Regions from separate parts of the Homo sapiens genome. Here region 1 is linked to region 2. A link is a loop called in an ENCODE intact Hi-C map of the cell type or tissue named here. Cell type or tissue: endothelial cell of umbilical vein. All regions are shown on one strand.

Region 1 (2,500 bases), 330 kb before region 2:
CAGCAGATCCGCTCCCCAGCCAGGGCAGGCACCACCCAATCCACTGAGGGCCTGAGTGAACAAAAAGGCAGAGGAAGGAGTAACTGCCCCGCGTCTTCCTGCCTCACTGCTGGAGCGGGGACATCTCATCTCCTGCCTTTGCACCGGGATTTATATCATCAGATCCCCTGGTTCTTAGGTCTTGGGACTTGGATGGAATTACACCACCGCCTTCCCTGGGTCTCCAGCTTGCAGAACCTGAGATCTCTCAGCCTCTGCAATTGCATGAGCCAATTCCTATCTATCTATCATCTCTTGTTGGTTCTTTTTGGCTGGAGAACAGACTAATACACGAATCTGTCCTTTCCCTCCAAATGCAGCTGGAATCTCTGCTCCCCTTTACAAAGCTTCTCTGCGAAAGGATCTCTCACGCCATGGTGGGAAGGGGAGCCTCAGACCCATAGCCTCCACCCCGGGAGGAAAACAGGGCCAGGACACACCAGCAGGCCTCCTTTGATGAAGACCATGTGGTTTTGCTCCTTCTGTTACTTTGACCTCTGAACCGCACCCCCACAGACCTAATGATTTCCTGGTAAATCATTTGTAACACCCGCTTTAGTCTCCTGAAAAAAAACTTCACAGATAATATCGTCAAACCTCGCAGAGAATTTAAAAATAAAACCTTCTATCTGTAATATTAATTAGAAGTCAAAGGTAACTTATAATAAAAGAATTCGTTTCCATGTGGAATGTTTGGCCAAGATCTCACTAACAGACTGGAAGTCACTGTCACTCACTCACGATGAGTAAAGGATGAATTTGTGTCCGTGTTTGACATTTTGCAATCAGGGCTAAGCATTGCCTCGGGATAAAGATTCCCAAAGTGCTGAACAACTCTTGATAAAATCCCAAAGAAAACAAAGCACAGTCTTCCCAGGATGCACGTTGCCAGGTGCGGTCCTGAACCGCGCGTCCACGTGGCAGCAGCGCGCAGCAGGAGGCTCCCAGCTGAGATCCTCGAGGACGGGGTTCGTACCACATCGGCATCTGGAGGTCGCAGGGGACGCTTGGAAGCCGTGGAGGGCGCGGGACGAGTCACTGTGCAGGACCGCGGCAGCGCGGGGACAATCTGGAGCGCCCCGAACGCTTCGCCGCCCCACCGGGTGGCGGGTGGACTCGCCTCCGCCCGGCGGCTCCTCGGTGCATGGGCCCCAAGCGGACCTGGCGCTTTTTCAGGCGTGCAGGAGACAGAAGCCGTGACGGCTCCGCACGCACGCCCGCATGCACTCCGGCAAGTATCCCCCGGGTCACCGTGTCAATGTGCCCGTATCCCTTCTAGGGGACCCGGTTCTGACTTTCCAAGAATAAAGTACCGCGCCGCGCCCGCGGGCGGAGCTGGGAGAACCCCTCCCTGGCCCTCCACGTCTGCGCGGGGCGCGTTCTTCCGTGCGACCACAAGGGGGCGCTCCGAGACCAGGCTCGGGACCTCTGCAGGCGCAGACTTAAAATGCTTGCAGATGCGCGCGTGGTGGAAGCAGGCTGAGAGGGCCAGAAAGCATTCGTCCTTGGACTCGCATCGCGCTAGACAGTCTAATCTTTGACGGCACCGTCCAGTTTTCCAATATCCACTGTTAGCACTGAACAATTGTGTCAATTGCATTTCCAATCCTCCTAAACAATGCAATTTTGATATATAAACAGCAGTTTTTACGTTCTTCCAGAAACAGATCAACGGGAACAGGTAAAACAATTGGCCGGTGCTTGCCTACCCCGTCCGCACCCACACCCACAGTTCTCTCTAGAATAATACTAACAAAAATAATAATGCAAGATAACGATTTTGGAGAACGTACCATGTGTCATTGTTGTGGGTACTTTATATGGATGCACTTATTTTATCTTCACCAATAACACTATGAGGTGGGTGCTATGTGATAAAACTATGGTGAGGACACTGAGCCACAGACAGCTTAGTAATTTGCCGAGGGCTGCATGACTGGCAAGTAGCAGGACATCACTAAAGAAGGTACAACATTCAAAGCTTCCTGGAAGAGCGTCCTGCCTGCTGGAAGGAGGAGCTTTGGAATGTCTTAGCCATCCTTTACTATAAGAAAGCGAGGCAGGCCGGTGGCGGTGGCTCACGCCTGTAATCCCAGCACTTTGGGAGGCCAAGGCGGACGGATCACGTAATCAAGAGATCAAGACCATCCTGGCCAACATGTTGAAACCCTGTCTCTACTAAAAATACAAAAATTAGCTGGGCATGGTGGCACGTGCCTGTAGCCCCAGCTACTTGGGAGGCTGAGGCAGGAGAGTCGCTTGAACCCAGGAGGCAGAGGTTGCAGTGAGCCAAGATTGCACCACTGCACTCCAGCCTGGCAACAGAGGGAGACTCCATCTAAAAAAAAAAAAAAAAAAAAAAAAAAAAGCAAGGCAGAGCGCACCCCCAGCTGCTGTTTCTTCAAAAATGCAAGATTTATGAGAGCACTAATGCTGAAAAATTAAAAACATCGGCCGGGCG
Region 2 (2,500 bases):
TTTCCCTTCTTCCGCCTCAGAGAAAGCCTTTCCCTTCTTCCGCCTCAGAGAAAGCCTTTCCCTTCTTCCGCCTCAGAGAAAGCCTTTCCCTTCTTCCGCCTCAGAGAAAGCCTTTCCCTTCTTCCGCCTCAGAGAAAGCCTTTCCCTTCTTCTGCCTCAGAGAAAGCCTTTCCCTTCTTCTGCCTTAGAGATTTGCCTTGCTTCTCTGACCTCCCCGCATCCCAGCCCAAGAGCCCTTTCTGTACCCGTAGAGAGCTGAGGATGGGGGCATTCAAGTGACTTTGTCATCACCCTAATAGGAAATGTAAGTGACTTTTACAAGTTTAGTCCAAGTACTGTTTTCTTTTTTTTGGAGACAGAGTCTTGCTCTGTCACCCAGGCTGGAGTGCAGTGGTGCGATCTCGGCTCACTGCAACCTCCACCTCCTGGATTCAAGTGATTCTCCTGCCTCAGCTTCCCAAGTAGTAGCCAAGCCTGGCTATTTTTGTATTTTTAGTAGGGACAGGGTTTCACCACGTTCCTCAGGCTGGTATCGAACTGCTGACTTCAAGTGATCCACCTGCCTGGACCTCCTAAAGTGCTGGGATCACAGGTGTGAGCCACCGCGCTGGGCCCTGTTTTCTTAATAACAATGCTAAATGTGATAAGATTCTTTTCTGAGAATCCCAATTAAAGCATTCTGTTTCCTAGTGTTCTTACTAGGTTCACTTTATAGATTTCAAAGGAAAAAAAACCAGCCTGAAGGGTCCTTGTTGAAAACATTTCAAATATAAGGTTCATTTATGGCATCCTTGAAAGTAATTCAGAAACTCTTTGAGGAAAACAGAAACCTTTTAACTATACCAAAGAGGTGAGATTAGAGACAGGTGTTCATCAACTTCTAACAATCAGGAATTCTCCTTAGCATTACATGAAAAAGAATAAAGATCTCCCATTCTCAATTTGTCAAAATCATTCTCTTCTTTTCAGAGCCCAGTTAAAAAAAATAAAAACCAGGCCGGGCATGGTGGCTCATGCCTGTAATCCTAGCACTTTGGGAGGCTGAGGCGGGTGGATCACGAGGTCAGGAGTTCGAGACCAGCCTGACCAACATGGTGAAACCCTGTCTCTACTAAAAATACAAAAAAAAAAATTAGCTGGGCGTGGTGGTGTGCGCCTGTAATCTCAGCCACTTGGGAGGCTGAGGCGGGAGCACTGCTTGAACCCAGGAGGCGGAGGTTGTGGTGAGCTGAGATCGTGCCATTGCACTCCAGCCTGGGCAATAAGAGCAAAACTCCGTCTCAAATAAATAAATAAATAAATAAATAAATAAAAAACATAAAAACCACCCCGTGATTTCCTCAATACTTATCAACCACTCCTTCCTCTGCTATGACTCAGCCCACTGCCTTTCTATCTGCAGCAAAGCAGGAATCATACTGCCCTCTGTATTTCACTACGTATTAAGTTTTCTGAGTGCAAGAATTGCATGTCATTCATCTGTGTGTCCCTGGTGCCTGGTGCTTTGCTTAGCATTTAGCTGAACATGGTGTAACTCGGCTGACAGGAGCTCTGACATTCGCCTCTCCCCATAACATAGATGCTCTTTGCAGGCAGGAACTTAACTCTTTTTCGTATCCATATTTTCCACATTACCAGTAGAAACCAAATATACATTTGCTAAAATATCTATATAGGTGCTTCAGAATTCACCTTGCAGAAAATGTTCATTATTCTCACACACTTATCAACATATTCATCTAACAACAAAAAAACTATACAAAATATACGGTAGTATCATGCTGTGTTTTTATAATTCTCAGTAACCCTCTGCATAGCTTAATTCCCATACCCTGAGCCTATAAGCCTATATCAACAGCCAAATCGAATATAACTTCACTACAATGTCTTTATTACACAAAAGAAAATGATAATTCACCTTCTCTCAATGACTCTCCAGAGCTGGCGCCAAAAGTCCAAATTTCGTTCAAATGGAGTCAATATCAGCTTCTGTTCCTCTTCTAGCCTAGTTTTTGAATGAGAAGTTTATATATTTGCCAGATTATAATAGACAATTTTTAGCAGTGTAAATGCTCAAATTTATTACATTAAAAATAAGTACTGGGCACAAATATCCAGAGTCAAATTATTTTATATATTTCCTGCTGAGACACCATAAAAATACTATTTATTTAGACAATACTCCACCAAATTCAAATTTTATCCTGAAGCTATTTATGCCCTGGAAGTTTACCTATCACACAAAGTCATTTCTTTCCCACACTCTTACTGGAAAAATGTGCAGGAGAGCAGCGATCAACTCCAGGATGCCCAATGGCCAAAGAAGGGAATGAAAGGAAAAGGCCCGGAACTGAGCAGAGTAACCAACTCACGATCTCTGTGCAAGGATGCATTTGCACCTAGCAATCTTGTTTGTGCATACATCTATTTGCACTTGTTAGCAGAATGCTACCATTTCCTTCTTAAAAGAATCAAAACTTCAAAACACAAATGGCTGTGT

Evidence for each region. Peaks named below come from ENCODE experiments on the same cell type or tissue, not always from the same donor. Only the 100,000 strongest peaks of a DNase experiment are listed, where the experiment ranks them.
Region 1: it touches region 2 in a loop (20-fold over the local background); 6 of 110 quality-filtered maps call a loop at or near these places.

Annotation. Positions count from the first base shown.
Region 1 is chr3:194,332,497-194,334,996 of GRCh38, forward strand. No RefSeq gene overlaps it. Among named protein-coding and RNA genes, the nearest start is that of CPN2, 18 kb to the right of the region's middle. In endothelial cell of umbilical vein, a CTCF peak has its summit at 1,420 (motif pointing right); a DNase peak (open chromatin) is centred at 1,445; H3K4me3 peaks cover 562 bases; H3K27me3 peaks cover 771 bases.
Region 2 is chr3:194,663,639-194,666,138 of GRCh38, forward strand. LSG1 (large 60S subunit nuclear export GTPase 1) reads right to left here. Exons shown (of 14, transcript NM_018385.3): 5 at 1,919-2,005. Among named protein-coding and RNA genes, the nearest start is that of LSG1, 7.3 kb to the right of the region's middle. In endothelial cell of umbilical vein, a CTCF peak has its summit at 1,433; a DNase peak (open chromatin) is centred at 1,413; H3K27ac peaks cover 1,028 bases.